2 separate regions of the Mus musculus genome follow, and region 1 is linked to region 2. A link is a loop called in an ENCODE intact Hi-C map of the cell type or tissue named here. Cell type or tissue: heart. All regions are shown on one strand. Region 1 overlaps Abi2 (abl-interactor 2). Region 2 holds the start of Abi2 (abl-interactor 2).

What was found. Peaks named below come from ENCODE experiments on the same cell type or tissue, not always from the same donor. Only the 100,000 strongest peaks of a DNase experiment are listed, where the experiment ranks them.
Region 1: it touches region 2 in a loop (2.0-fold over the local background); 2 of 42 quality-filtered maps call a loop at or near these places.

What each region holds. Positions count from the first base shown.
Region 1 is chr1:60,475,709-60,479,708 of GRCm38, reverse strand. It overlaps Abi2 (abl-interactor 2), which reads right to left. Exons shown (of 12, transcript NM_001198570.1): 11 at 2,877-2,969; 12 at 1-1,706. The coding sequence ends at 1,702. It also overlaps a transcript of Raph1 not described here. Among named protein-coding and RNA genes, the nearest start is that of Abi2, 68 kb to the right of the region's middle. In heart, no CTCF peak of the experiment used is centred here; no DNase peak of the experiment used is centred here.
Region 2 is chr1:60,409,352-60,413,351 of GRCm38, reverse strand. Abi2 (abl-interactor 2) reads right to left here and starts at 3,733. Exons shown (of 12, transcript NM_001198570.1): 1 at 3,433-3,733. The coding sequence starts at 3,549. In heart, a CTCF peak has its summit at 1,833 (motif pointing right); a DNase peak (open chromatin) is centred at 3,721; H3K4me3 peaks cover 1,636 bases; H3K27ac peaks cover 1,292 bases.

The sequences.
Region 1 (4,000 bases), 66 kb before region 2:
ACATCTTTAAAAATTCATATTTATTCCAAACACAGCAGGCTGAAATCTTGGGTCTAGATTTCAAAATATTGGCACTATTTTTGTTTCTAATTTGCCTTGGCTATAAGATCAAACACAAGAATGTATTTTCACTCAGATCCTTGGACCTTCAAATATTAACAGCAAAAAAAGAGACATGTCCAGTCTTTTCTTTTTTTTTTTTTTAAGGGTAAAGGAACTGTGCACAGAATCAGACATTTCAGGATAGACCAGAGCCCTCAGTACCTGTGTCTTGGTAAAGTGGTTGCATTCTGGTCAGCAAAGTTTCAACATTTGTTTAAAATTCCTAATATCAACCATATTTTAGTTTATGGGCAAATAAATGGGAAAATTTACAATAAAACAGGAAATAACCTCACAGTATTAACAGCATGCAATCTATAAAATATTACATACATTAAAAGTCTCCGATTACTGTAGGCCTGGCTCATTGTTACAGAGTATCCTTCCAAAACAATTCATAGAATCCAAAATTGAAAAAATTTAAGATTGGGGGAAAAGGCCAACATAGAGTATTTTGTGTTTCGTTTTTAAACCCTATTAGTACTCAATAATACAAGGGGGAGGGAGTCATCTGTCCCATGGATTACCCCCAGTGCAAGTCTTCAGCACAAAGGATTTCACAAGTGTTTTCTGCAAACCCCAACTCAGCAGGAGTCCAGAAGATAAACTGTATTCCTGGTGCCTACCACCAGTTGTTTCTATGACTACAAAAGCTAGTTGTTTGCTGGGTTTCCAAACGTCTTATTAGTCAACTAAGCTTGTTCAACAAAAGGCTACTTAAATAAATAATTAGTGCAACTATTTTTCAAAAGTTTCCATGTACCAATACAATCAGAGTTAAACGTTCATATACAGTCTTGCTTGGGTCCATAATGGAACTAAAGGTTCAGAGGACTTCAGGGATATATTCTGAAGACAGTCAAGATGACCTAACAAATCCATGAAGTGGAACGTGTGCTAGAAGCAAGTTAAAGAATCCAAAGCATCTAAAAAAACTCTAAAAGTGTGAGCCGGGCGGTGGTGGCGCACGCCTTTAGTCCCAGCACTCGGCAGGCAGAGGCAGGTGGATTTCTGAGTTTGAGGCCAGCCTGGTCTACAAAGTGAGTTCCAGGACAGCCTGGGCTATACAGAGAAAGCCTATCTCAAAAAATCCAAAAAAAAACAAAAAAAAACAAAAAACAAAAAAAACAAACCATCTAAAAGCGTGATAGCTGATGTGCAATGTGGTTTTAAAATAAAATTAAAACCAAAACAGCCTGCTGCTCCTGGTACAGTGGCTCCTCCTTACAATCCTAGTATTTGAGAGGCTAGAGCAGGAAGACACCATGTCTGAAACAAACAAAACCTACAACCTTAAAGCAAAAGAGGTCTTGAGAAGAACACTGTCTGGGTCCGAGTTGCACAGTGAAGCCTCAGGTGCAGATAGCGGATCTACCAGTGGAGTGTCAGTGCCTTATAGTCTGCTTTTCTTCACATCTACAACGCTTGTTCTTCTAGCATCACCAGACAGCATGTACAAGGCCTGCATCTGGATTACAACAGCTTTACTTCCTCTTCGGTAGATGAGGGAGATGCCAATAGTTTCAAATACATACTACTGATTTTCCTCAGTGTGACTGGGCAAGTATTTTATTCTATTAGTCTTCTCCAGCACACTCTTCACTCTGAATCACAAAATTCAGAATATTACTAGGAGTGCCACTTTAGAGTCTAATCACTTCAGATCAGGAGGAGACTTATTTTTCTATAGCTGAGAGATTGAAAATGACTTGGCATCAGCTAACACTGCCATTGATAATGGTCCAAGAGCATGGTAGCAGCCTTTCATTCCCAGTCCAGTGACTGTCAAGAGACTTGACAACACTAGTCTCTGCTAAAAAATTAAAGGTGGGGTGGGGGGGTTGAATATCAAAAGAACAGTAATAGCTGGTCTGACTTCCTGCTCTGAAACAGCCTAAGGCTGGAGATCCTTAGGAACCTTCGTATCCAACAAGCTCACCTCAGTACATGAAGTACCTACACCACATTTCACATTGCTTTCACTGGCTGCTATCAGCAATGCAGTCTCATGCAACAGTGCATTAAAATCAAACTGTTAACAACCCTGGGAATATTTGGAGACTTTCACATTTTGTCATCCTTATAATCTACAAACAGGACAGGGTGCAAGGGAGTTCAAGGTTAACTCACCTAGCGCACTCCAGTGCTAAGAGAACACAGGGTTTACAGTGTTAAAGAAGGAAAACAGCCTTAAGCAATCAAAAAGCAGTTAAATAAAGTATTTAAACACTGGTTCCTTTCCTCTCCATATACTGAAAGTAAAGGGCAAGGGTGTCCACCAGGCCATGAGGTTAGCCCCAAAGCAGAGGCAATGAGCATCCAATGTCACAGATTCTGCAGGAAGAGAAATCCAAGGGTGTACAGTATTCCTGAGAAAGATCCCAGATATTTTTCCTCAAGTCAGTCTTGGTCTTACATGTTTTAGCTACATGTTCATGTTGGTATGCCTTTCATGATTGAGAAATGGTCACATTTTCAATCTAGACAGCATAATGCAAATGACAGCAAGAAGATCCACTTGTTCAGACTTGGCTTTCAGTTTTTGATACAAGGGGATAAACCAAAACAGTAATAAAAGGAGTAACTTCATCATTTGTATGCTTCATTCATTTCACTGGGAGGAAATTCCCAGGGCCTCAAGCTAATCTGGGAAGACCTGACCTCCTGAGAGAAGCACAGCTGTGCCGGGCTCTACTCCGAATAATGCATGATGGACTCAACATAGTTCCCAGGGAAGAGCCCGGTCACACCATTCATAACTCCCTCATACCAACCATCGTCATTCTTCTTGATGACATATATAATGGCTCCTTCCTGAAAGGACAGCTCATCTTCCTTGTCTTTTGTATAATCATAAATTGCCACAACTAGGGGGAAAACAAAAATAGGATGTGAACGAAAATACCATTTCTAGAAAGATAAAACCAAATAAGCACTCATACACAGCAACTTTCTAAAATTTAACATATATATTTTTTCTATCCAATTACCAGTTTAACACAATTGAGTATCCTTTTCTAAAAAAAAGTTCTATATCCAATATAAATGGCAAACAAGTAAAAAAAAAGTCATGTTTAGTTAAACTTACCCTTCGATGGCCTATTAAAAAAAACCATTGCAGAGAAAAAGCAATCTAAGGATCATGAAAGACAGCTATTCATTTCAACTTATACTGAGGCACCATATTGTATAAAAAGAAATGCTCATAATGTAAATATACTACTGTTGTGAGATACATTGTGAGGCACCTGAGTAGTGAGACAGACTAAAGAACAGCAAGGCCATCACTCCTTTCTGGACTCTTATCAGTGAAGACTGAATTCTTACAAGCTAAAGACCACTATACAGATACTTTGTCTTTCAGAACATATACTGCATTATGTTACCAATTTAATACATCCATAACAATAAGGTGCTAAAAAAACCAGGACACTTGATTTAGTTCCTCTGTGGTTTTTACTAGTTTCAATCACTTGGTAATGGGCCCCTTGAACCATTATCTCATATAATCTCTGGTTCCTAGCATTACATCTACCCTCAAAATTTTTAATAAAATCAGATAACTCATAACTTAACTCACATTCACTTAAGACTTAGTCTTTGTTCCAAACTCAAGTATGTTCTGCATACCATAAAGAACTTTTTTCAAGAAAAGTATCTCATTTGGGCCAGCAATAGATATGGTTGGTAGGTAAAGGTACTACTGCCAACCAAGACGAACTAAATTCAATTCCTGGAACCTACATAACCAAAGAAGAAAATGCACTCCTACAGGTGATCTTTTGACATGTATACATACACATATAAATAAATGTATTTTTTAATTAAGAAATATCTCCAGCTGTTTTTTCTAAGCATACACACTGTAACTTGTCTTAAAACTTGAGGGCTGGGATGT
Region 2 (4,000 bases):
TTTAAAATTCCAATATTAACTTCACTGTATTCTAAAAAGTAAATATTTACATTTATGTACATTTCTCTATCTGTAATATATGTTCCTTTCCTTTTGCTCAAATCTCACACTAATTATAACCCACAATTAGTGTATATTTTTTTATTTTATTTCCTAGACATAAAACCAGACACTTAGCACTGAATAACAACTATTATAAATGATCAACATTTTTTTTTTCTGCCTTAAAAGTTACATTTCATCTGGGTGGTGGTGGCCCATCCCTTTAATGCCAGCCCTCAGGAGGCAGAGTCAAGGGTATCCTCTGTGAGTTCAAGACCAGCGTGGTCTACAGAGCTAGTTCCAGGACAGCCAAAACTATATAGAGAAATCCTGTCTCAATCTCGCCCTCCTCCACCCCAAAAAAGTTATAATTCCATACAATAAAATGTTGTTGATTTAGCTGACTGAAGCTAGAAACTAAGACACAACACCACCATAAAAGGTTAATTGGTCATTTGCTCAGTGATCCTGCCAATTGACTTTCATGTGTTACAGGGTCACAGACAGCATCAGGACTCTTGCTGGTCAGTCCTTCCATCAGAAGAACCAGCCAAATGTACAGCTGGCGCTGCACACATCAACTATCACCAGTTGTTGTTGTAGTATCAATGTACTACAAACAAATCATGTAAAAATATCATCCTGGGAAAGTACTACAGTAATAAATCCAGTGAATCCCACAACAGAGGACAACCTATGAAACAAAAGTATAAACTCTATCTCAGATACTAAATTAAAAATAGTAGATGGCTTCAAATTCAAAATCTACTTCTAAAAAATAAATATACTTTTACAGTGGGCTGAGTGTACTTCAGTGGTAGCCTGTATTCTTAGCAAGCACAAGACCGAGTTCAGTCCCCAACACCAAAAATGAATAAGTAGAGCCGGGCGTGGTGGTGCCTTTAATCCCAGCACTTGGAGGACAGCCTGGTCTACAAAGTGAGTTCCAGGACAGCCCAGGCTACACAGAGAAACCCTGTCTCAAAAAAAAAAAAAAAAAAAAAAAGAATAAGTATAAGTATAAATAACACACCAACTTTGATACTCTGTAGGCTAGAATTATAAATTTTAAGACAATGTGATCTCTTTCACCTCTCCACTTTATCAATTCATGTACTTTCCCTTTATGTGGCAATTATAATCTCAAATTATGGTAACATTCATCTTTCAAAAACCTTTTTCTTATTAGCTGGCTGCAATTGCAATCTAATCACTTTTCCACTCCCCAATTTCTCTTCTGACAGATAAGACTTTCCCATACTATGTTACACAAGGGAACACAATTAGCACTTTGGGTCTTTTAGGTTTTGCCTCTCCAAGCAGCTGTGACGCCCTGAAAATAAGCATCACCTTTCTACCCACAATTCCCTACAAAGTATAAATTAACTATACTTAGCTCGTCGCACAGTATCCAATAGGAATTAGTTCTAGGACACACTCCCACCCCACCCCAATCCCCACTCCAACCCCATCCTTGGATACTGAAGTCCTTTACATAAAATGGCATAAAATTTACATTCAATCTATCACACATCCTCCCCTAGAGTTCAAATCTGTACATTATTTATACTATATAATAAAATGTACATGGCACGTTAAGTAGTTGTTACACTGTTTGGGAATGACAAGAAGAAGGAAGACTATTTCCTCCTCCCACAAGAAGGGCTGATGGTACATGGTATTGCTATTTAATTTGCTCACAGATCGGTCTCTTGAACTATATTATAAACCCCAGAAGAGTTCAGGATAAGCAATAAAAATCTTTGTTTTGTTTTGATTAAGATGTATTTTATGTATATGAGTACACTGTAGCTGTCTTCAGACACACCAGAAGAGGGCATCAGATCCCATTACAGATGGTTGTGAGCCACCATGTGGTTGCTGGAAACTTAACTCAGGACCTCTGGAAGAGCAGTCAGTGCTCTAAACCATTGAGCCATCTCTCCAGCCTGCAGTAAAACCTTTGAATGCTTCCTACATAGCTCTGTATTTGTAAAGTATCTGACAGACATTTGTGGGGAATTTTGATCAATCTTTGACCAAAGACACACACACTCTTCCTACTGAACACACACTTTCCACCACTTCTTTTTAGGGGAGAAGATTCAATTATGTCTGATTCATTCTCAATACAAATGTTTACAACATAATAGTAGAGTTCAGTGTGTGTATAACCAAATAAAATCTAAGCACATTGTCTTTGACTAACAATGTGGTCCTCAAAAAACTTAAGATCCTATAAATTGCAGCATCTGGGTTTTTTTGTTTTGGTTTTTTGGGGTTTTTTTTTTTTTTCCAATTCATACTCAGATTTGAGAATGTTTTCAATACAACTGCTGTTAAGGATATCTGCAGGGACGGGAGTAGGGACAAGAACATTAAAATACAGCTAACAGTTTAAGCATCACGCTTCCATTCCATTTTATCCAAAGAATTTAAACGGGAGTAAAAAAAATGTAGACACAACCTGTAATTCAGTATAAGCCCTACGGAAAACAAGAGATACTGGATTTGCATACCATGAGTTAATTTTTAAAGTGTTGCTTCACAAAATTTTTACATTTATCCCATGACCAGCTGGTTCTCATCTCACCAATGCCCCGCCCCACACACACTTCTCACCTTCCTACACACACATACACTGAAGTCCCTGGGCCAAACCAATCATCATGGGAAAAAAACTAAACCATGTGGTTCGTTTCCCTAATTCTTTGTGAAAATAGTCATAGTTCTTTTTTCCCCAAAGGAAAATTACCTATTCTAACGAGACCTGAGAAGGAAAGGCAGCTCATTATCAGTTTCCCATTCTCCACAGGGAGGAGAAAAAAAAAATGGTATTAACTTGCAATAAGAGACAGCCGTTCCACCATGCCCCTTTTACATTTTAAAAATGTTTAAACTTAAGGGTTAAGAATTTTTGTTTTGTCTTCAGGGTACATTCGCAGGAATGGAGAAGTGAGGCATTTCACTTTGCAGAAAAAGGACCCCTTAATAAAAAGGGGGTCCCTCGGAATTTGGGCAGGGGGTAACCTATCCCTCTGTCACACAAGCCTGCCATCGAGCAAGATCCCGTTAGACAGAAAACGCCACTCGCCACCTCCCCCGCCATCCGGAACACTGACAGGAGAGGACTGCGGGGGCGACGGGGCAGAGGCGAGGGGGCGGGACGCCACGCACCGCACGGCACCGCACCGGTCACTCGCACGGGGCTGCTGGGGCCTGGTGGCGACCCTCGCTCCCTGCAGCCGCCGCCCTCGCCCTGTCCCTACCCCGGCGCGGCTCCCTGGACCGAGCACCGCGCGGCCTCCCCCGCTCGCCATCGCCCCGCGCGCCCCTCACAGCCCGCGTCCTGCCGCGCCGAGCCGCGCGAGGGGCCGCGTCGCATCGCACCTGGATGTAGTTATTCTCGCAGTAGTCGGCCACCCGCTCCAGATTCGTGTAGCTGTCGAAGAGAGCCCGGCGGCCCCCCGGGATTTCCTCTTCCAGCAGCATCTGCAGCTCCGCCATCTTCACATCCTTCTCTTCCTCCTCCTCCTCCTCCTACTCCTCCTCATACAGCCCGCAGAGGCAGCGGCCGCGACGCCCGGGAGAGGAGGAGCAGCGGCGGACGCGGCGGGAATCGGGAGGAGCGAGCGGCTACCCCCCCACACACACCCTACGGCGCGCGACGAGGGAGGGGGCGGAGGGGAATGGAGGCGGGGCGCGAGCCGACGGGCCGCGAGGACGGTCACCGCGGCGACGGGCGCGCGCACGCGCGCTCCCCTCCACCCGCCCCCAGCGCCCGAAAAAGATTCCCACCCGCGCCGCCCCTCCCCCACTTCCGGCGTCTCCTAGCGACGGGAGGGCGGGGGCCGGGATGCGCGCGGGAGCGGGGCTCTGGGTTAACCCTTCGGCCCCGCGCGGCCTTCCTGGGTCTGGGAGTCCTCAGCAGCCTTTGTTAGCCGGGCGGGAATGCACC